3 separate regions of the Mus musculus genome follow, and all the other regions are linked to region 3. A link is a loop called in an ENCODE intact Hi-C map of the cell type or tissue named here. Cell type or tissue: left cerebral cortex. All regions are shown on one strand. Region 1 overlaps Myo18b (myosin XVIIIb). Region 2 has its middle 9.8 kb from the start of Gm22740. Region 3 overlaps Grk3 (G protein-coupled receptor kinase 3).

Region 1 (8,000 bases), 56 kb before region 3:
CTACGTGACCTTCTGCCTGAGGCTTCACCACATCCACTTCTTCCTCTGTGCACACACGGGGCTCCCCGGCTCCCTGCACCCTGCTCTCTGGCTGGCCGTCCCTCTTTGCAGCCTCTGCTGATATCCCCGTTGTAGGAATCCTATCCGGGGCCTTGCAGCTTTCCTCAGGATTCTGAGTCTTCGCTGCCACCCCAGGGAGCTCTCGGGGTTTCCTTGGTGTCACCAGCTTTTTCTGAGGTCTCCCCACCTTTCCTTCCATCTTCACTGGAGCCTCCTGCTGCTGCCCCGTGGGCCCTGCTGGCTGTCCCGTGGGCCCCGCTGGCTGCCCCGTGGGCCCTGCTGGCTGTCCCGTGGGTCCCGCTGGCTGCCCCGTGGGCCCCGATGGCTGCCCCGTGGACTCTGATAGCTGTCCCGTGGGCCCTGATGGCTGCCCCGTGGGCCCTGATGGCTGCCCTGTGGGTTCTGCTAGCTGCCCACAGCTCCTGTCTACCGCTGGGCTTTGCAAGTCGCCGGTCTTCTCATCCTTACGATGTGACTCTGTTACTCTGTCCTTGCTCTGAGGACTGTCCCACTTGCTTCTCCAACCCAAGAAACCTCCCCACTTCCTTAGCGGGACTGGGGGTTCCACAGGTCTGACTTCAGCCCCTGCAACCTTGGGCTCATCCTCTTTTTCCATCTTCTTTGGGGGACCCCCTCCTTCTTTCTCTGCTGTTCCCAGTTGCTCCTTGTTTCCTGCCTCCTGAGCTTGGGACCTGGTCCCCTGCTCCTCTGTGCTCTGAGACTCACCTTCTTTTTGCCCGATGGTCTGGGGGTCCCGGCTCCCCTTTCCCTCTGTGCCCTGACATTTCCCACCCTTTGTGCTTTGGCCTGTATCTCCAACTCCCCTAGTCCTAGTCTTCTCAGGCATAGAAGGCTGGGGGGCAGAGGAAGTCCCCGTGGTCACCCCTTTCTTTGTCCCTCCAGAATCTTTGGCTGGAGCTGGGGTCTTGTCCACGGGGACATCACGAGGTTGGACCTTCTGATCTGCCTTGGCCAACTCTGGATCCAGCTTGGCCACCATCAGCAGCACATCGCCCCTCCTCACGCCCCTCTTGAAGGGCAGTGTCCTTTTGGCGGGTGTTCCTGTGGGACCTGACTCCTGAGGTCTCTCCCCACTAGTGCTGGTCACAGGTGTGGAGTCCTTGTCACCAGCCCCCGGGGGCTCCTTTCCTGGAATGTCTGCGCTGTTCTGAGTGGTGGATGAGCTGTCCTGGGAAGTCTGCTGGCTTCCAGGCTTGGGGACATTGTTGGTCTTGTTGGTTTGGTTAGTTGGAACTGCTGGGATCTAGGAAAGAGACCATAATGTGCTTAGTTGCTGCATGACTGACCAACAGCCAATCATTCCCAGTTTCACCCACACAAAGAAACCCAAGCCCTTCTGACATCCTCAGAATCTGTGCCTGACAGTGAGGTTCAGCCTAGATAGCGGCTGAGGGTCCACAGAATCAGGGGGAGGAAGGTAGACTCGGGAATCCAACAAAAGGGAGTTTAATGCCACTCTGCCTCTTTTCACTGTGTGGTGTTGGGTAACCTCCTTCTCCTCCTCTCTGAGCCAATTTCTTGACAATAACACAAGGATCATAAAGACCTGCCATGCAGGGTGGATATAAAGACTGGTGGTGGCCCAGCACACGGTCAGTCCTCAGTAGCTGCTGTAGATATATCTGTTATATTTCCATCTTGTAACTGGCTGGTTTTCTGTGTCAACTTGACACAAGCTGGAGTTATCACAGAGAAATGAACCTCCCTTAAAGAGGTACTTCCATGAGATCCAACAGTAAGGCATTTCTTCAATTAGTGGGTGGGAGGGCCCACTGTGGGTGGTGCCATCCCTAGGCTGGTAGCCTTGGGTTCCTTAAGAAAGCAGGCTGAGCAAGCCAGGGGAAACAAACCAGTAAGTAACATCCCTCCATGGCCTCTGCATCAGCTCCTGTTCCTGACCTACTTGAATCCCAGTCCTGACTTCCTTGGTGATGAACAGCAATGTGGAAAGTGTAAGCTGAGTAAACCCTTTCCTCCCCAACTTGCTTCTTGGTCGTGATGTTTGCCCAGGAATAGAAACCCTGACTAAAACACATCTCAACCCTCCAGATGAGATCATCAGTAAGGATACGCATTCCCATCTCAGTGCAGGTGTGGGGCAACTTCGGCCCATTGTCTCCTATCTTCTGTGAGCTTAGGCCCCTCCATAACAGAAGCGTGCTGTGTGGAGTTTTGCGAGCTGAGTGTGAAAAGCTCTTCTGTGATCTCAAGAGGAGGAGATGGGAGGAGGGGCACAGTTTCCACTCCAGCCGTCCAGGTTCTCAAACCGACTGCCCATCCCATACAACCTCCCAGTCATCTATCACCCATCAGCCAACTGTCCTTTTACAACTGATCAAGACACTGGTGGCCACTGATCAGGGCATTGGTGGCCACCCCAAGTCTACTGGAAGTCCATGAACACACCCTCGGTTCCTCCAAGCCTTTTCAGGGTCTGTCTGTGTCCACTCGCCTCACTCTCTGGCCACACTGGATACCTCCTAGTTCTGGCCCACCCACCCATTCCCTATGCCCTCATGTTTGTTCATGCTGGTCCTGATGGCCAGCAGGCATACCTTTTCTCCACCCCTCCTGTCCACTCTGTTTCCTATATCTCACCTGCCTGCTCTCCCAGGCAGCCCCAGAAAGAGAGCTTTACACGGCATGGCTCTGCCTCTACCTGGCCTGGTGACCTTGAGGAAAGTGTCTTGACCTCTCTGTGCTTCAGTCTCCACCTCTGAGAAGCAGGTGTGACTTCCGTCCCCATTACTGTTTTAAACAGTGCCACAATCACTAAGTGAACATTGGTGATAGACAGGAACATTTTACAGGACCACTTCCTATCCGAGATTTAAGTGTGGCCTCTGTTTATTCCTTAAGTCAGACAGGAGCAGGCACAGGGCCCAGCCACCCTGTCAGTCTCTTCAATGAGACCCAACTGCTGTCCCCACAGCTGCTTCCAGTCAGTTGTGAGTGGCTTGCTGACACAGGGAAGCCCCTGTCATTAAACAGGTGCAAGCACGTGTAGTGTAAATGGGCCAAGGAGGAGGAGGGAGCAAAGATGGAGCCAGGGTGACACTCCGGATTTAAGCCAACACCTGGTTTTTATAATCCCTGGTCCTCTCAGCCCAATTCTGCCATAACTCTCTTTGCCTCAAGAGGGCAGTATAGAGGCAGCAGGAACTGGTGCCCTGTCTGCCTAACACAGTTTTGACTGATGATGCCCATCGATACCAATCAGAAGGAATAGCAGATGAAGCAAGCATCCAAGATCTACAACCTAGCTGGGATAAAGCCTTCAGTTGTTGGATAGTGGATGTTCCAAGAGACTTGGAAGGGGCTGAGAGACTTGCAGCTGGAGGACACTGGTGTGTGGGACCACCAGCTCATGTGCCCGACCCAGAAGGATGCCAATGCTTCAACATCAGGCTCTCCGAGGAAGGGACATGCCAGCATCTTTTCCGCTTTAATGAATGAACAGAGACCAGCCAGTGGCCAGGCCTATAACCACGGCCACTCAGGAGACTGAATGGGCTGAAATAGAAGTTCCAGGCTGGCCTGGGACAAGGAACTAATTCAGAGCATGAGAGCTACTTTCAGGGCACAGCTGAGCGGAAGGCAGCTGCTGCTGTTTAGAAATTCATAGCTGAATAAGTCATGCGATTAAATGAGCTCTGTGTGGTCTCAAGGAAAGCAACCATGGGGGAGTTAAGAAAGGTAGAGCAATGTGAGACTCTCCAGATGTCGGCAATTGGAGATGGGCTTTTCAGTTTGCATAGGAGCTCAACAGAGAGAGTGGAAGAATACGGCAGGGCAGAGAGCAAAGGAGGACTGACTCAGGACAATATGAGGATATGAATGGGAAGGCGCCTGCCCCGCCCCGCCCTGCCCCATTGTGCTCTGCCCCCACAGGGCCATTCACCTCTACTTCTGGGGCTGTGAATGCTGCCGCCTTCCTCCTCCTGGCTTCTTTGGACTCTTTCTCTGTCTCTCGAACCAGCTGCTTGATGAAGCCCCCAGGGATGACAGAGAACAAGGGAGGCGGAGAGGATGGAGGGGGGCTCTTGTCTTCTTCTCGAATCTGTGTGTGGAAGCGAGGAGAGAAGTGAGAGTGAGCCTGCAGGGCCAGGGCTTCCCCCAGATGGTGTGTGATGCCCGGGTGGATCTGAGGGGAAAAGCATAAGAGAAGAGCAGAAAGGCTCTGAGGGACACCATGAGGCCGAGAGGTGTGGGGACAGAATGGACCAGTGTGGACATTAGAGGTTGTACGGGAGAGGTGGCTTCAGCCTGGAGAGTCTCCTCCTGAGAAGAACCCAAACCACCTCTCAGAGCAGCTTCTGAGATGTCAGGAGGGGTGGCTCGACACCAGGCTCCTCTGCCCTCACGCTTCTGGCCCCAAGGGGCCACTGGAGAAACCCCAGAAGAAAATGCTCTTCCCACCTAAGACAGGGATACTCCCAGGATGCACTGCACTCCAAGCTTGTCTCTGTGGTACCTCCCAGCTTCTTGAAGAAGCCTTCTGGGGACTTGAAGTAATAGATAATAATAATCAATTATTCCTGTGTGCTGGGACCACCAAGAGGCTGGGAAGACTTAACCATGGCCTATGCCACCCGTTTTCTTCGCTGTGGGTTCTGTATCCCTGGAACCAACCATGGACAAAAGTTCTTATTTTTTTTTATTTTTAAATAATAGTGTCTATACAACCAGGTGGTGGTGGCACACGTCTTTAATCCCAGCACTTGGGAGGCAGAGGCAGAGGCAGGTGGATTTCTGTGTTCGAGGCCAGGCAGGTCTGCAAAGTGAGTTCCAGGACAGCCAGGGCTATACAGAGAAACCCTGTCTCAAAAATAATAATAATAATAATAATGTCTATACAAAGGGAAGAAAAAGAATAGGAGGAAAGGAGAGGAGAAAGTAGGAGGGGAAGGTATCAGAGACCAAGGAGCCCTTAAGGAATCCTGTGGAAAAGGAAGGATAGCCAGGTTAGGTAAGAGCCATTGTCCAGGTCTCTGTAGTGACCAGAGGTAGATTCACAGAAACCCTCTAGCACTAGACCGGCAGCCAACAGTCCACCTCTGCACCCCCTCCACTCTCTCCTCCCTCCTGCCTCAGCCCTCTGTCAGGCTGCTGTGGGCTATAGATGCCACACTACCCCCATTCCCAGCCTCCTGCTAAGGGATGGGAAGGAGTCAACAGATCCAGACCAGGCAGGCACAGAGACAGAAGACCATCATCATTCCCTGCCTGAGGTACGTGTGGGTGTGTGGGTGTGAGTCAGGCCACCCAGGCCACAGCCCCTCTTGCCAGGGTAGAGTCTGGCCCTGTGACCCCAGCCCCCCAAAACACAACTTTCCTTCTGCTCCCACAGGGCAAGGCGTGACGAAATGGCCATGGTGACACAGGTAGCTGGACTCGGGCGATGACGTTGTGCTTCTGAGTGCTCCTGGCAGGCGAGGAGTGAAGCCTTACAGACACATGGAGAGCATGAGGTGAGTGGACACAAGCCAGACACACTGAATAGGAGAGAGAGAGAGAGAGAGAGAGAGAGAGAGAGAGAGAGAGAGAGAGAGAGAGAGAGACTGGTTAGCACCGGGCTCGGCTCTGCTCCCACCACATCATGAATGAAAAGATACTACTCCATCTTCTGCTAAGACCGTCATCCGTTCCCATGACAGTGGGCCAGCCATAAGGCTGCCAGTCACTGAGCAGACAGTGTGTGAGGCACTCCTCCTCTCAACCCTGTGCCCTAAGGTCACATCTCGGGAGAGACATACACGGTCTTGTGTGTGTCTCTCCAAGGCGCTTGCACAAAGACGATGCCTGCCTAAGCAGCGTGGAGATCGAGTTCCAGAAGATTCAACATGACTCAGTCCAGTGGAGATGAAGGGCATTTCAGCTGAGGAACAGGATTCCTTCCAGAAAAGGCGCTTTCTGGAAGGAATGTGCGTGTACTGGCTGGTTTTGTGTGTCATCTTGACACAAGCTGGAGTTGTCACAGAGAAAGGATCCTCCCTTGAGGAAATGCCTCCGTGAGATCCAACTGTAACGAGTTTTCTCAATTAGTGATCAATGGGGAAGGCTCTAGTCCATGGTGGGTGGAGCCATCCCTGAGCTGGTAGTGCTAGGTTGAAAGCAGGCTGAGCAAGCCAGGGGAAGCAAGCCAGTAAACAGCACACCTCCATGGCTTCTGCATCAGCTCCTGCCTCCAGGTTTCTGCCCTGCTTGAGTTCCTGCCCTGACTTCCTTCAGTGATGAACAGCAGTGTGAAAGTGTAAGCTGAATAAACCTTTTCCTTCCCAACTTGTTGTTTTGTTTTGTTTATCATGATGTTTTGTGCAGAATAGAAACCCTGACTAAGACAGTGCAGATTATCCTGACCCAAATGTGTGAAATCCATCCCAGAGAAGATGGCCATTTGTAGGACGGTGAAAGGTAGCCTGTTTCCCAGTTGAACTAAGGCTAGAAGCCCCAGTGACCCTAAAGGGATGAGGGGTGCTACGCCTGATTCCCGGGCTCCAGGCCCCTGTCACTAGCTGCAGCCCTCCATAGATTTGTGGCCATCAGTCACATAAGGGCAATGCCCCAAACCCATCCACAGGTAGAGGACATGACTTGTGGTCACATAGGCTCAAGACAGATCTCCATTTTAATGTTACCTACAGGCCTGAAGACTTAGCTAATCAGCTTTCCTTCCCAGACACTCCTTCCTGCAAAAGGTATTTAATCTCAGGCCCGCCCTGAGAAGTGAGGTACGGTTTAACTCATCCACTTTCTGCCATGATAATAAATGTCTTAAAAGCATGGACTGCCTCTTTTCACCAGGGTCCACCATGGGGAGTCATGCAGAAGGCCTTTGCCTATAGAGCCTCTGTCTAATCTCCCATAGAAGGTCTCTCTGTGCCCCAAGTCACAGCTACCAACAAAACCAAGCCAAAATCAAGTCAAGGACTCTTCCCAAGGGACCAGTCGGAGCTTTCTACCTTTCCCTTTCCCTTTCCCTTTCCCTTTCCCTTTCCCTTTCCCTTTCCCTTTCCCTTTCCCTTTCCCTTTCCCTTTCCCTTTCCCTTTCCCTTTCCCTTTCCCCCTGGCTAGATCCAGCCTGTGGGCCCCCACTCCATTCTCAGCTCTTCCTCGGATCCCAGTGGCACCAGGATGTTTGAGAGCCTGAGAACCAGATGGCCCCAGCCTCCTTGCAAGCCCAGGGACCCCTGAGCCAGCTCTGTGTACCCCCCACCTCAGACTGTGCTTCCCCACCGCGGGAGTGGTATCCCAAGGCTTCCCTACAGCCCAACATCTGCCCTGCAAAGTTGTGGGGTAAGGGCAGTCAACTTCCCTAGTACTGCCTCCCTGAGTGGCCATGCTCTCTGGCAGAGTAGACGCGGGGACCCCACAACCCTACAGTCATTTGCATCAAAATCCCAACATGATTCTACACACAGACACACACACACACACACATACACACCACCACCACCACCAACAACAACAACAACAAAACAACCACACTCTTCAGCTTTATATTGAAATCCAGGACAGCTGAAACCACCCTGAATATCAAAAGAACTGCTGGGGGGCTCAGCATCCCCAGTGTCAATCTGAACTTCAGAACTGGACTAATTAAAACAGCATGGCACTGACACAGAGACAGGCATGCTGATCAGTGGTCAATAGACTCAAACTAAAGACTTGGGCCTAAGTCCACACACCTATGGACACCTGAATTTTGACACAGAGTCAAAAAATGAACGCTAGAAAATAGACAGTGTCTTCAATAAATGCTGGTCAAACAGGATGTCTGCATGCAGAAGAATGCAAATAGATCCATACTTATCATCCCGTACAAAGCCCAACTCCAGATGGATCAAGGACCTCAACATAAGGCTGATACACTGAGTCTGACAGAAAGGAAAGTGGGGAATAATCCTGAACCCATGGAC
Region 2 (8,000 bases), 120 kb after region 3:
GGGTTGTTTCCTCTCCCTCCTTCCCCATCTTTTATTCCAAGCTTGTTTTGATCCTGTGGTTGCTAAGATACCAGCACTTGGTGGCAGTTTCTGAGAGGCCATGTGGTCCAGTTTGTATGTGCTCCACTCCCTGCAAAAACACAGTAGGGGGCCAAGCTTGGGGTTCAGGCCAGGGCACAGTGGGGACTATGGAATGAGACTGGCAGGTCCCTGAGTGCTGTGATGCTGAGCCCACCAGCAGAGTCTACCCAGTCAGAGTCTACAAGTCTCCCAGCCCTTCTGAGCCTGTCTCCTTCCTCCAAGACACCCACAACACATGCCCAAGGAGTGCAATCTCAAAGAAAGCTGTGTGGATTGGAACATCATATAGTTTCCCATACATCACATCTGAGCCTGGTTTTGTGTGACAGTTACACACACACACACACACACACACACACACATTTCTCTGAACCAGCAAAACTGGTTACAACAGAACACAGTATCTGTGGGAACTCTGTAAACAAAATATCTCAAGCAGAAAGCAGAATAATACACTCTGACTCATCAGCGCATGTAAAAGAGAGGACCACAGAGCATCCTCACATAGGAAGCTCTCTCACCTCCCACACAAGCCCTCAGAGGTCTCACCCTGCACCCTAGTGTCCCAGACACAGGGTGAAGTCTGTTCACATTTCTCACACAGTGGAGGCCAGCCTCGACATCCCATAGCATCCACATGCACTGTCCTCAAGGCCGTGGCACCAGGGGACACCTCACTCTGAATTTGTCCAGAGCTCACCAGTGCATTCCCTGGAAAAGGTGGACGTCTCCGTCCCCCTGGCACCTTCCCAGAGCTGTGTGTGTGTGTGTGTGTGTGTGTGTGTGTGTGTGTGTGTGTGTGTTGCTTTTCTTCTCTGTTGTTTTCTAACAACTTCCTGTATAAATCAAGGCTGAACTCCAGTTCTTTTCATTAAAAACAACCGATGCTGTGGAAACAGTTGAGAGGCCAAATGGGCTGTCCGTGCTACTTCACAGATGCTCCCTGGCTGACAAAGATGCCTGCTCTTCCTCCACAGCCCAGTTCCCACAGTACCCGGTCCATGGCCAAAAGTCTGTGGAGAGAGTCCAAATGAGTAGATGAAAACACAGAAGTAAGTTAGGGGTTAGATGCAGGTGTGGAAGCACATGTGTGTGTGAACAGCCACTTGAGGATGGTGTGTGTGTGTGTGTGTGTGTGTGTGTGTGTGTATACAGCCACATATGAATGGTGTGTGCACATGAATAGCCATATGTAAATGGATGTACATGTGAGCAGCTACATGTGGATGGTGTGTGTGTGTGTTTGTGAGTGTGTATATGTGTGTGAGGAGCCACATGTACATGGTGTGTGCATGTGAGCAGCCATATGTGGATGGTGTGTGTGTGTGTGTGTGTGTGCATGTGTGTGTGCAGCCACATGTGGATGGTGTGTGTGTGTGTGTGTGTATGTGTGTGTGCATGTGTGTGTGCAGCCACATGTGGATGGTGTGTGTGTGTGTGTGTGTGTGTGTGTGCATGTGTGTGTGCAGCCACGTGTGGATGGGTGTGTGCATGTGAACAACCATATGTGGATGTGTGTGTGTGTGTGTGTGTGTGTGTGTGTATGTGTGTGTGTGTGTGTGTATGAGCACCCATGTACCCATGTGTGGACGGGTATGTGTGTGAACAGCCATGTGTGAATGGTGTGTGAAAGAGCTCTACAGAGTTCCTTCTCTTTTTCTCTTTTTACTCTCTCCTTTTGTTTACTCTTTGGGGACTAAACAAACTGGGAACTGGGTCTGGCATCTGCCTTCACTGAGACTTCACTTCAGTAAGGAGAAGGACACGGTCCAAGGAATTAGCCAAAAAGCTACAAAACCACCTGTGTAGGTTTAGAAAGATGGCCCAATGGTTAAGGGCACCAGCTGCTCCTGTAGAGGACCTGGTGTCTGGTCCCAGTACCCACATGGTAGCTTACAACTATCTATAACTCCAGGTCCGGGGAGCGGGGGACGGGGACTGATGCTCTCTTCTGGTCTCTGGGGGCATCAGGCATGCAAAGGCTCACAAGCATACATGAAGAACAAGAATACACATAAAATAATGAAATAATGAGACAGCGTTTTTTTAAAAACCTGGGACCATTGTGCCAGGCCACCGACATCTCTACAAGAAACCTCCAAAAGCTCTGATCCTCACTCTCCATCCCCTCCACCCAATGTCCAGCCAGAGAGGCTGAGATGCAACGTGGGGCAGAGGCTGCAAAGAACCCACGGGCAGCTGGGGAAATGAGCAATCTTCCATCTCTCACTCTGTGGCTCCTGTGTCAGGTGTGAGGCATCCACCGTTGTGTGGAAGCAAATAAGCCAGGTGCTGATGGCTTCTCCAGTGCCTGATGGGAGCCTGCGGGAGTGGCAAAGGCCGCTGCTAAGTGGAACAGACTTCAAATAAAAGCCATTGGCTCCTGGTGGATCTGTCTTTCACACCATGAGCGCATGTGCAAGTGAGACGGTGGGAAGGTAGAGAAACCGAGAGGAGACACAGCGGTCCTAGGACCCCATCCAGCCAAGGTGGAGTGAGTTCCCTGGGGTACAAGTGAAGGCACACCCCACTGTGAGCCCCCAATGATTCCTTCCTACCAAGAATATCTGCACTTGAAATCTGGGGGTAAGGAGGTAAGGAGGGGACGCCTTCACACGTTTGCTCGGCTATGAGCTGTCACATACCTGCTCTGTCTCAGGGGCTGTGTGACACACTGGGGACCCTGGGGTGAGCTAACCAGGGTTCTGTCCAGGTGAAGCTCAAAGTCCAATAGGGAAGCCTGCTATGGGCCAACACAGTTGCGGGGGGAGGGGCTGATGAGCTGATGGTGGGGGTCTGGTGAGGGTAGATGAATCAGGGTCGATGTGGGCAGATAGAAAGCCCCTATCTGGAGCTGGAGGAAGGAAAGACAGAGGGGCGGGGAAGATGGCTGAGCGAGGGATGCCAGAACGTCTGACTTCCAAGAGAAACATTTTTGAAGGATGTTAACATGTCACTAGCCAACCCAAGAGCTAAGAATGTCACCAAATATCACCTGAGGCCTGCAGCAGAGCTACCCTGATCTATGTTCTGAAGGAGAACTGGAGGAAAAAGGCTGTCTGTGTACTGGCTGGTTTTGTGTCAACTAGACACAAGCTAGAGTCATCAGAGAGGAGGAAGCATCAGTTGAGAAAACGCCTCCATGGGATCAGACTGTAGGCAAACGTGGGATATTTTCGATGGGGGAGGGCCCAGCCCATTGTGGGCAGAGCCATCTTTGAGCTAGCTGGTGGTTCTGGGTTCTCTAAGAAAGCAGGCTAAGCAAGCCACAGGGAGCAAGCCAATAAGCAGCATCCCTCCATGGCCTCTGCATCAGCTCCTGCGTCCAGGTTCCTGCCCTGCTTGAGTTCCTGTCTTGGCTTCCTTCAGTGATGAACAGCAATGGGGAAGTGTAAGCCAAATAAACCCTTTCCTCCCTAAGTTCGAGGTGTTTATCATAGCAATAGAAAGTCTACCAAGGCTAGGTGGCTGATCAGAAATGTAGCAACATGGGCAGGTTGAAATGTTGCCAAGTCCAGGGCCAAATGATCTTGGGGTATCTTTGGCCCTTTGATATATATTGACTTTTTCCGTGCCTGATCCAGCTGCTTTTGCAACCATTAGGTACTTCCTTTGTAATGTATGAACACACCCCTAGTGTCCACCAACCAACAGGCTGAGAAAGCTATCGGACAGCACCTGGGATGTAGCTGTGATGTCTCTGCGTTACTGTAACCCTCTTACCTGATGCCACCTCTAGTGTTTTAAAAGTGCCTTGATTTGTGACTTTCTTTTGTTCCGTGACTACAAAATTTCATGGAACACTTGCCATGTGGGAATGTGGTATTTAGGATGGCGCCAGTGTGTTCCCAGCCACACAACAAATCCTTTTACACAATGTTTTCATATTTTAAATGCTTGGGGGCTGGGAGGGCCTAAGAAAGATCCGGGTTTTTTGGTTTTTTTCGAGACAGGGTTTCTCTGTGTAGCCCTGGCTGTCTTGGAAGTCACTCTGTAGACCAGGCTGGCCTCAAACTCAGAAATCCACCTGCCTCTGCCTCCCAAGAGCTGGGATTAAAGGCGTGCTCCACCACTGAAATTCAAATTTAAGATTCCTGAAGTTTCGTGGGACTTGGTCGGTGCTGTGATTTACACATGCGCAGGGTCCTTCGTGCGGAAGGCACCAGAAAGGCTCGTGGGTGCCCACGCGAGGCGGTCAGCGCAGAGACCCAAAAGAAACTGAGCGACTCCAAGCGACCTGGCCTCTATGAGGCCAAAAATAAAACAGTTTTATTTATTTTGTCTCCGTGGTGGTTTGTGTTCTTTTGTGCCGGGGATTGGAAGCATGAGACGAAATGCTGATCATTCCCTGCACTCATCTTGTATTTCCAGAGTCCTTGCGAGTGCTCCTGCGTTGGACCCCCGAGGGCTCAGCCTCCCAGCAATTCAATTGCCAGGGCGCACGCGAGGCCCTGCTCACCTCGGCGACTGACAGAATGCTGGGGATGGCACTTTGCTGACACCTCGTGGCCAGTGCGGGAAATGGCTCCCCGAAGGCTGGGAAGAGGGGCTGATAGGTCCTTGGAGGCCAGAGAGACGGTATGTGGCCTTCCAGGAAAAGTGGGGGATGAAAGAAGGGGGCGGGGTGGACAGAAAACACCCTACAGTGACCAAGGGGGCCAGGGACTAAGACTAGCCACCAAGTCCTTGAATCCAGGCCCAAGAGAACCTATGACCTGCTGGATTTCACACACCAAGTCCCTGTCCCACCCTATGGAAGCCACGCCCTATGTTCCAGAGTCTCAATGGAAGGTGGGGTTGTTTTCTGAGGATGGCCACCACTAGATAGCCTCATTGACTGGTGAGACCTTTGCCCCTTCCTCCCAAACCTGAGCATCTCCACCTGACCTGGGATGCCTCGGGAGAAAGAGGAGCTACTCAGAAAGTGTCACTCAGCTGCACCTTCCTCCTGGGGCACTGGCTCCTGGAAGCCATCGCCACGAAGTGAGGATGCCAACACCCCAAGGATCACCTCAACTTCACCTGGGAAATTCCACACCTCCACACCTCCACTTAAACTGCGACACTTAGGATGACCTCATCTGTCCTAGGGGTGGCTCTTTTCTCTTGCCACCATCCTGTGAGTTGGGGCAGGGGAGGGGGAGGGTCTGGGACAGAGAACTAGGTGGGTGTTGTTCCTGTTTGGTTGAAGTGTTGTCAGATCAGCTCCTCCCACAGGTTGCAGGGAGCCAGCTCCACCAGTCTGCTGCCTCCAACGTTCTTACTCCGGTGATGAAAGCAATATACCGTTCTTAGTGTGGTGTGTTGGGGCTCCCTAGAGGGACAGAACCAATAAAGAAATGATGTAGTAAAATACATAATAAAAAAGATAATTATTTCGTTGGCTCAGCCGGGCTTGATCATCCAACAATGGCTCCTCCCACAGTGAATATCCAGAGAACCCAGGGGCCTTTCAGTCAATGAAGCTAGATGCAAGGAAGTCCCAGGATAGCTCTTCAAGAAGTTTCTGTGGGGGGGCTGGTGTCGAGTCCACACAGCAAGGCTGAAGACACTGAAGGCTAGTGTCCACGAAGGACAAGCCACAGCAGCGGTCGCACTCTCTCGGGCAGGAGTGGAGGCAGGTGGGCCCACCTGCCCCCCATCAGTACACTTCTTTATATCCAAGCCTTCCGTTGGAAGGTGCTGCTTCTTGAGGGTGGGCATCACCCTTGGTTACTCTTCCTGGCCATCCCCTCGAAGACTCACACAGAGCATGTCCCACAGGTGAGTCCCATCAAGTTGACAGCGAGACCAGCAATCCCACATAACTCTCCATGGCTGTGTGTTTGTGTCTATTTCTCCTTCTCATAAGGACACCTCATGTGGGATTAGGGGCCTCGACTCTAGGACCATTTCATTATATCTGTTCCAACCAGCATCCAAAGAATGCTTGCCCCCTCCCATCCCCGCCTTCTGAGCTCCTGGGGGCAGGTTTGCAAGTCATGAGTGAGGCAACTCGATCAATAATAATCACCTGGGCTTAACTCCCCATCTTGTTTAGTCCCAGGAAGAAAGTAGACCCTTGATAGTGGTGGTTGAAGAATGAGCAAGAATCAGAAGAAGAAGCCATTAACATTGTATTGTACTGTATTGTAACATTGTATTATATTGTACTGTGTTGTAACATATTGGTCCACTTATGGGTCAAGTGGGCCTCCCACAGCTCAGCTGCTGTAAGTAATAGCCCCCCCACGCACACATACACAAACACACACATTGTGGACACTTTTCCCGCCATACACACACTGTGTGGTGGTGCTGAGAGGTGATTCGGGGCTGTGGAGCTAGAGAGATGCTCAGTGGCTAAAAGCACCAGATACTTTTGCAGAGGACCTGGATTTGATTCTCAGCATCCACACAATGATCCCCAACCACCCATAATAATCCCAGTTTGGGGGAAATCCAGTACCAAGTATGCATGAGGTGCATATGTGTACATGCAGATAAAACACTCATATGAATAACAGGAAATAATAAATCTTAAACATTTTAAAGAGGCAAGATCTAGAACAGGGGGCTAAAGTCATTGGGACTGCATCTTTGAAAGTCATGAATCTGGTCTTGTAGAGGTGGGCATGCGGGACATCCTTACCAGAGTCAGCTCAGCCCCTTGTGCCCACAGTTGGTTCCCTTCATTGTTCTACCCTTTCACCCTTCCAAAAGGGACTTTTTTTGTCCAGAGGTGGCTGCCAGCCTGTGGAACCAACCTCTTGCTTTGCAAGTAGCCAGCCTCTGGTATTTTGTTACAGTAACAGGGCACAGACTGATATACCCCCTCAGTTTCCCATTTTCCCATGTTGGGAGGAGGGAGGGGGGCCTCTAAAGAACCTTTAGATGAACAAGAGTGTCCAAGCTTTCTTGCAGACTAAACCCTTGGAGGTTGTCACCCCGCCTACAAAGTAGAGGTTTGATAACAACAGGGTCAGAAGACATAGATGACAGGGGCAGAGCAGACAGCCCATGAACAGACCCCGTGTAGGGTTCTTCAGTGCCCTGCAGGCCAGCAGCTGCCAAGAGTGAAAATTAAAAAAAAAAGGAGAAACTGGGTCTTACCACATTCAACACAGAAATCAACTTTAGAAAAAGCAAGATCCGAGAGCAAAGCTCTGAAACACTCAGAGGTGTTGGATATGTGTCCTGGGGTTAAGGAGACTCTCTTAAGAGCTGTGCAAACCATGGCAGTGCGGAGGGGGGTGGGAGGGTGGGTGGAGCTTGAGGCTCGAGTATGCTAAATTTTTAAATGATATTCAGAGCTATCAGAAGGGAGGTGAGGAGAATTAGACCCCAGCATCCACCTTATACCATAAGCCACAGAAGGGACGAATCCAGTTACCACCCACACATGTCTGATGTTTCCGTCCCTGCTCACCCCTCATGAGAACAGCATGGTTCTCAGAGGTTCCCTGGGGTGAGCAGCCTCCCTCCTCCTGGGTTGTGATCTCCTAGCCTAGTCACAGGACAAACCAAACCACCCCAGGAAGAGCAGGGAGCAGTAAACCTGGGCACATGCGTACTGAGAAGTGGTGGACACAACAGGGCCTTGGATCCTCTGGTAGATACAGAACAACCCAAAAAGCAGCTGCCCCATCTGTGGTGATGACAGAGCCAGGGTGGCAGGAGGCACCTGTCACTTACCCCTGAGTTGTTCTGCAGCATGTTGTATGGGGCCCACAACATCAGCCACACTGGCTACTTGCAAGGTAAATCAAATAAACAACAGCTCAGGGAGCCATTACTGGTGTATTCTCAGACACATGGCTATGGAGTGGCAGAGATGTAAGTTTCAATGGGCTCTTCTTACAGACCTCAGTCCAGATGCCTGCTAACTGCCCATCTCCCTCTCCCCCTCCCCTCCCTCTTCCCCTCCCTCTCCCCCTCCT
Region 3 (8,000 bases):
GAATGAGCCAGACAAGTCCTTGGTCCTCGCTGCAGCAACAGTGTCATTGTGGCAGTGAGATAGGCTTCTTCTACCAAAATCACCAGCAGAACACAAGCCCCAGGCAGCCATGTGCAGGAGGGGTGAGAGATGCCACAGCTACAGTGCAGACTTCTGCAGTCTGGCTCCTAAAACAGCCTGGACACCCCCCGCCCCCAAGAGTCCCCAGGTAAGTGTGAATCGGCCTAGAAGCCAAGGTGCCTACCACAAACACCGCCTTGGTGACAAAGGACCACAATAGCTGGCCCAGATGTGTTTCACCCAGGAGGAGTCAGGAAAGCTGGGGTCCGGTGGCCTGACCACACAAAACCTTCCATAGCCAAACCTACCTGCAGACAGTGGCTTGGGATGCATGCCTCACAGAGTGTGAGGAACCAAGTCCGTGGCAGTAAACAGCAGGTGCCAAATATGGCAGTCAGTTGTCAAGTAAGAGCCCAGTCCAGCTTGGTAAGGCCGGAAAAGGACTCCTCTTTGCTATGTTATTTATATTTCTTTCTCTTGCCTTTTAAAGCTATTATTCTCATACAGAGTCTCACGAGGCTGTTTTCAGGCATGTACATCATGTTGCCCTGCGCCCTGCTTCTCCCTTCTCCCCTCTCCTCCCCCCTCTGTTCCCCTTCTCCCCCATTCCCTCTTCTCTCTCCCCATTCCCACCAATGTCTCCATGTACCCCCTTTCTCCCCTCTGCTCCCCAGCTTCAATTCTTTCCTGTAATTCACACATATATGATTTTTATGACTCTCTAAAGTCTGGGACCACAGTGACAAGACACACATAATGTTTGTCTTTCTGGGACGGACTCAGTTTGCCGTGATTAGCTCCAGAGCAGCCATTTCACTACAAACAGCTGAACTTCATTTTCCCTCATGGCTGAAAACAATTCTGTATTGTCTTCATCGATGCCTCTGATGACAGACACCTGGGCTGCTTCTATAGCCTAGCTGTGGGTGAGCCTGGCTCTGTGTGTCTGTGATGTGCTCAATGTGAAGTTTTGCATAAACATCTGGGGGTGCTATATAGTCGCATAACACACATACACACATATGTATACATTCATATACACACAGACATAGACACACCCGTATACATTCATACATATATATCATACACACATGCGTGCATACACACATGCATACAGGCAAATATGCATGTACACACATAAATATATATATATATATACATACATATATATATATATATACATACATATATATATACACATAACACACACATACATACATACATACCACATGTGAGTGAACTGAAACATAGACACACAGACATACATACATATACATTCATACACATATGTGTGCATACACACATGCACACATGCATGCATACACATATGTACATGCACACACATGCATACATATATGTACATACACACATGCATACATATATGTACATACACACGTGCACACACATACATACACATATGCACATATACATACATACACACATGCATATAACACACACACATGCACACACTCCACATGAGAGTGGACAGACACACATACAGACACATATGCATACATATATACATACACACACATACACACACACACACACTGGGAGGGGGTCTCTATGCAGCCCAGGCTGCCTCAAATTTACTTCAGTCCTCCTGCCTTAGCTTCCAGTGTGCTGGCATTTCAAGTGTGAGCCACATCTTTTGTGTCTTTGAAATTCTGCAGAAGTGAGCTTTGAAGGGAAATTTTATCGCTAACCAGTATTTTCAATTTGTAAGTTAGAACGCACAGCCTATCGATGTATTTGAAATTGATGAAGGGCCAGCTAGGGCTGAGGCTTCCTTACAGAAGGGCACACTTATGCAGTGACCCTGCCCCTTTACAAGGTACATAAGATATAAGGCAAAGCAAGATCCTGTGGAAACCATTCCGAGGCTGACTTCCCAGAGTGCAGCAATGCATGGTATCCACAATTGAGGCCACTCTAAAGGAATGAGTTCCAGTCACAGGTGCTCCAGGCTGCCTCCTCCTGCTGCAGGCAAGGAGTGGCCAGCTCCTTCTCCTCCCTCTGTGTGAGAGAGGGCGCTCCAGTGTCTCAGCAGAACTACAAAGTAATCACCAGTTCCTAAAAGCCCTGATTTGAACAAAAAAAAAAAAATCCCAACAAGGCAAATTGGCACTCACCAAGGATGTGCTATAATCTTTAAATAGATTTGATTGGAAATATTCTTTTCGCCTTGTTTCCAAGGAGAAAAATGTGCAATTACTGTGCTCAAAAAAGGAAATGGAGAGCCCGATGTGGTGGTGCATGCCAGCAAGGGAGGTGTGAGAGGCAGAAGCATCCAGGGTTCAAGGCCACCCTCAGCTAGGCGGGCACTCCAGTCAAGCACGGACTGCTGGAGACACCATCGAACATAAAATAATAAAGACTGAGCACACAGGAGACAGCCTTCTCTTGTTCCTGGCAACACCCTGCTTGGAATCAGTACACTTCACACTCGGACGCTCTCTTTTGTATAGATCCTCAGAAATGTCATTGCGTTGAGGTCCGGAGAGAAGGATGCCAAGCCACACTGCCAGTCTGTCTGTCTGTTGCCCTGCCGTCTCAACCCCATGGTGTTTCTCACAGGGTGAGGGACTTCTGAGGACCTTGAACTTAAATGTATGCTCGTGGCTGTGAGTGCAAAGCCTTGACCTCTGACACGGTGCAAAAGTCATCCCAAAATCCTGCTGAAATGTATCAGTCATGTGAGAAGGTGGGGTCTTTCAAAGTCCAGGTCAGGAGGGGGCTGCAGCCCCAGGAAGGGATTGAGTTAGAGAGGTGAATCTGGCTTCCAGGACTGTCCTCGCTCCCCTCTCCTGCTGTCTCACACGGTACCCTGGCCAGAGTCTTTAATGGTGGTATAGAAGGTCCCTCAGGTTGCTGGCTAAATGCTCTTTCAGGAGCACAAGCCCAAATAAATCCTGTCTGCTATAATTCTGTTATGATTCTGTTTCGATTGCACAAAACAGTCAGAGTCAGAGAAAGCCTCAGGTCCTTCCTATGCCAACCCTCCCGCCCATCCCTAGATCCACAGGTCTCTTTAACAAGTTCAGCAGGAACACATCTGAGCCAGCAAGCATCATGGGAAGCTGGGTCTCCAGCTCTTCACCCTTGCGCTGCCTCATGGGTAACACTTGAGTGTTCTCATCCAGCTCCCCGCACATGTGCTGCCAATACGGTCTTGATTACTCTTTGTGAACCAAGTCTGGGATTTGGCTTTCTATTTCTAAAAATGTTAAAGGGGGTGGGGGGCTACCCTCAGATAGTAACATCTCTATTTTGAGAAGGAGTGGCACTCGCAGACCACAGATGGCAGCCGTTCCCTGATACAGGCTCTGTAAATAGGTGTCCTGCACCAGGCTGTCATCAACCCCGAGTGCAGGACACACTCCCCAGCACCAGGCGGCTTCTGACCACAGTGGAGAAACTCGGGAGAGAGTCCAGACCCCAGCACAAGTACAGAGCTCTTAATTAGATACCGTAGCACTGAGCACACACCACCTACACCTGCCAGGAGGCCCACACACTCCTACCACAGATGCTTCAAACCCACAGGGTTGACACTGAGCCCAAACCAATATGACATTATGATTAAACACTCCCACAATTTAATTTCAGAAGGCAAGAGAGACTGTGTGTCATATCAAATATGCCTTTGGGAGTTTAAGCCAATAACAGTGAAACAGCTACAAATGGTCCCATCTCCCCTATGGAAGAAAGTCAGTAATTCCAGGGGCACTTAACCCCGCCCCCAGGCCACAGCCCAGCCAGATGGAAGACACATGCGGGGGAGGAGCCTTCCCCAGAGGGAGAGTTCTTGGTTCCCACAATTCTGCTGGGGACAGGGACTCTCCTGTGCACTTGGGTACTTGAGTAGTGCCCATGCATCCAAGCTATGACAACCAAAACTGTCCCCAAGGAGTGCAGAGCATCCCTGGAGATTGGAGCCGAGGGTTGCTGGTTGTCTGGCTATGGCTGCCCTAAGATGGGCTAGGAAAGGAACAGGCTGCCCCAGGTGAGCAGGATCCCACCAGGCCAAGCTCTGTGTACTCAGTGTCCTGCCCCAGACATTGTCTCTCCTCAGAGCCGATGAAGGGCAGCTTCGGAGCCTCTTGTGCAAGATGCAGAACAGTGCCGAGCCTCCCTGAGTGCAGATTCGTGGGTGGCGTTTCCTGTCATTTACAGCTGGGGTAAGGAAGGCCCCCAGCCTAGTTGCTCCTCCTTTAAGATGTCTTTATTTGTGTGTGTACTGTATGTGCAAGTGTGCTTTATGTTCACATGCACTGTATGTGCACATGTACTGTATGTGCATGTATGCTTCATGTATATGTGTAAGTTATGTGCATGTATACTTTATGTTCGCTTGCATGCATCTATGCACCATGTGCCCACAGGGCCAGCTGTGGCCAGAGAAATGAGCCAGAGTCCCTGGAACTGCAGTGACAGGTGGCCATGGGCGGATAGGTGGGTGCTGGGAATCAAACCGGAGTCCTCTGTCAGAACAGTGACTGCCCCTCACCCTGAGCCATCTCTCCAGCCTCAGGTCCTCCTTCTGCAAACACACCATACAGCCATGCACAGGAAAGGTCCCTGTGAGCATTGGTTCAGCCTGAAGCATGCCCCTCCGAGAGCAAAACCCCATCCTGTGCCTGGAATGGATGTCCCTGCACTGTCTGCACAGACTCTATAATGCTGTTGTGTCCCTCCAACCCTCTGCCACTGAGGCTCAGGCGCATGGTGCCTTTCTGTGGGCCTCTTGCTTCTGTCTCTGTCCCTCTGACACTATATACGGTGTCTCGGAGTTTTAATGCTGTGGACAGACACCATGACCAAGGCAAGTCTTATAAGGGACAATATTTAATTGGGGCTGGCTTACATGATCAGAGGTTCAGTCCATTATCATCAAGGTGGGAGCATGGCAGCATCCAGGCAGGCATGGTACAGGAGGAGCTCAGAGTTCTACACCTCCATCTGAAGTTGCTAGCAAAATACTCACTTCCAGCCAGCTAGAATGAGGGTCTGAGGGTCTTAAGCCCACACCCACAGTGACACACCTACTCAAACAAGGCCATACCTACTCCAACAAGGTCACACCTCCTAATAGTATCACTCCCTGGGCCAAGCATATATAAACCATCACATGGGACTTCCAGGATCATCTTTCTGCAGATCGCGTGGCTCTGTCATCCCTTTAAAAACTCTCAGTACCCACCACCAGGAAACAAGGCCACCATGCTCCATAGCATACACAAATGCTCTCTGGGGTCTTCCTTGCTTCCTCTAACACTCCCTATCTGAGACAGCAATTACCACTCGCTGGATCCCAATGGTGAGCTGCACCTGTCCCTGAAACATCTTCTCCAGCTTGAGAGAACCATCTCCCACAGTCACTCCACTTGGTCAGAATGGGTCTCCCATTTCTGAGCTTCCGAGCTCCCAGGACTCAGGGGAGCCCACCCTCTCCCTTGTCCTCCTCTCCTCTGCATCGAGCAAAGCCCCTCGTGTGCCCTAAGTACTCAATAAATGCATATCAAGCTTAAATCATCGGAGTCGGAACTCATTTACTGTTCTTTGCTTGTGGTGCTATACCACTGCCTGGAAGGGCTTTTGGGTAAGCAGAGGAGAGAGAAGCTGGGTGGGGAGGATGCATCAAAGCCCATTTTCCAGACATGCCAGAGATTCTTCCTCCGGACTCAGGAAATGATCTGGAGACAATGACCTGGAACTGGCTATGGAAAAAGTCCAACAGTCCTTGGGCAGCTAGAGGCTTGCACACATAAAAGATTCTTCGATGATGTCTTCAGTCTTATCCTTGTTTACACTCATTCTCCCCACGTGTGTGTGTGTGTGCGTGTGTGCGTGTGTGCGTGTGCAAGGATGCATGTGTGTATGCACACACATGCATGTGTGTTGGAAGTGTGTGTGCGCAGGTATGAGTGTGTGTATGTGCACACATGCATGTGTGCATTGGTGTATGTGTGTGTATGCAAGTATGCATGTGTGCATGTGCACACATGCATGTGTGTGTGTGTACGTGTACATATGCACCTGTGCACGGGGGGGGGCTATGGAAGTCAGAGGATAACTTTCATGAGTGGGTTCATCTCCTTCACCATGTGAATCCCAGGGATTGAACTCAGGTCCTCAGGCTTGGTGACAGGTACCTTTACCTGCTGAGCCACCTCGCCAGGCCAGTGTTTTTCCTGCCTGAACCAGCCTTCCGTGAGATGCTCTTTTTAAGGTCTGCAGTCTGGCATTTTGGTCACTCGAGCTGTGCCCACTCTCTCTGGCTTTCAGCTCTCCCACATCTCTCCACAATTGTCCCTAGGACCATCCTCAGAGGCCTTTGGGTCTGTGACAAAAAAACCTCCCACCACAGGAGAGGAGGACTCTGTCAAGGACTTTTATCTTCTCATTGAGACAGACTCAGCTCAAACTTCGGCTCTGTAAAACTCACCCTGAGATGCACAAATCACAGCTGCACAGGACGGAGGTGATAATTAGAAGAGCTGACTCTTCAGACACAAAGTCATGTGATCTCGGACCCTCTCCAGGCTACAAGCATGGGCTGTTTTTATAAACAGCTAGGGAGGGCAACGAAGAAGCAAATCGTAGCCTTGCCAGGTTTGCACTGGTTCCCTGGGGCACTTTATTGGGGACTCTCATATCTTGTATCCTGTGAGTCAACTTGGACTCTCGAAGCTCAGACTCTGCATCTCCAGAGGGAACCGGAGGGGCTCCTGGGTGTCTCCCTGAATCTGCGGTGACTGCAGTGGGGGTGGGGTGGAGAGAAAGGGGTCCTCCCTGGGAAATGACTTCCTATGGCTAGCATAAATGCTAATCAGGTCAGCTAGTCTGGCCGAGGAAATTAAGGGCGCCTGGGCTCCACCAACATGGTACTGGTAACACAATTATGGAATAACAGACCCGACTTTCTCAGTGGTAATATAATTTTAGATTCTCGGGTTATACAACGGGCACAGCAGAATTGGATTACAGAAGCACCCAGGATGTACTGAGTCGTACTTGGAGCCAAGTTGGGAGGGCTGTTGGAGTTCAACAGCTCTTCAAACTCACCAAATACGACATAGAGTGACCACGGTACACTCAGTGAGTTTTCCCAGGGGCACAGTGAGCCCACAGAGAGCTGTGGGAGCAGGCTTGTAGGCAACTGATAAGAGGGGAATCTGGATAGCAAGTGGGGACGAGAGCCTTTCTTTGACCTTTTAGTGAAAATGGAGGACACACCTGGGCTCCTCTAGACTCACACTCCCAGTTAAAACCAGCTGAAACCTCTAGAAAGGCACACAAGTATGAGCAAAGCTGTCAGCCATCCAGTAGGAGGACACGCCTTGGGGCGCACTCCCCTAAGGTCCAGCTCATCGTTCCCCATAGCCTAGAACACAGCCTAGCAGGAAGGGTCAGCATCAGACACAGTTGCAGCAGGCTCAGGGAGAAATGCAGACTTTTCAGGAAGTGCTACTTTGGCTCTTTCACACACAGCCCACAACTCCCCAGATGCTCAAGGCTCAGGAGTCATCTGTACATGGAGTTGGGGTGGGGAGACCAATCCCCCCTTCTCCAGACATCCATGGCATTAATACTTTTGCCTAGTCTCAGAACACTGCCGACAGTGGAAATACTTGGGTTCCTGAGGATGGAACCCAGGGCGCCAGGTTCATGAAGCAAGTCCTCTACCACGGAGCTAACCTCCACCCAGGAAGCTACACTCAATCCAAGTATCCCCAGGACGGGACGTCTGCGTTCCACTCACCCCCGCAGAAGCTTGAAGAGCATACAGCCCAGGGAGAACCAGTCGGCGCTGCTGTCATAGCACGTTCCCTTCTGCAACACCTCGGGAGCCATGTACCCATGGGTGCCCCTGGGGAGGGAAAGGAGATGGTCACAGGAGTACACTCACTCAGAAATCAGGAGGCTGACCCATTGCA

The links. Peaks named below come from ENCODE experiments on the same cell type or tissue, not always from the same donor. Only the 100,000 strongest peaks of a DNase experiment are listed, where the experiment ranks them.
Region 1: it touches region 3 in a loop (2.6-fold over the local background); 4 of 42 quality-filtered maps call a loop at or near these places.
Region 2: a loop joins it to region 3, with 2.4 times the contacts of the local background. A loop is called at or near these places in 3 of 42 quality-filtered maps.

Annotation. Positions count from the first base shown.
Region 1 is chr5:112,874,003-112,882,002 of GRCm38, forward strand. It overlaps Myo18b (myosin XVIIIb), which reads right to left. Exons shown (of 44, transcript NM_028901.2): 2 at 5,417-5,576; 3 at 3,983-4,141; 4 at 1-1,324. The coding sequence starts at 5,455. Among named protein-coding and RNA genes, the nearest start is that of Myo18b, 18 kb to the right of the region's middle. In left cerebral cortex, a CTCF peak has its summit at 3,212 (motif pointing right); DNase peaks (open chromatin) are centred at 3,278, 3,529 and 6,040.
Region 2 is chr5:113,049,952-113,057,951 of GRCm38, forward strand. No RefSeq gene overlaps it. Among named protein-coding and RNA genes, the nearest start is that of Gm22740, 9.8 kb to the left of the region's middle. In left cerebral cortex, a CTCF peak has its summit at 4,578 (motif pointing left); DNase peaks (open chromatin) are centred at 172, 489, 4,586 and 5,291; H3K27ac peaks cover 460 bases.
Region 3 is chr5:112,929,884-112,937,883 of GRCm38, forward strand. It overlaps Grk3 (G protein-coupled receptor kinase 3), which reads right to left. Exons shown (of 21, transcript NM_177078.4): 13 at 7,826-7,933. Among named protein-coding and RNA genes, the nearest start is that of Myo18b, 38 kb to the left of the region's middle. In left cerebral cortex, CTCF peaks have their summits at 2,057 and 3,451; DNase peaks (open chromatin) are centred at 2,221, 3,623, 6,455 and 6,985; H3K27ac peaks cover 2,878 bases.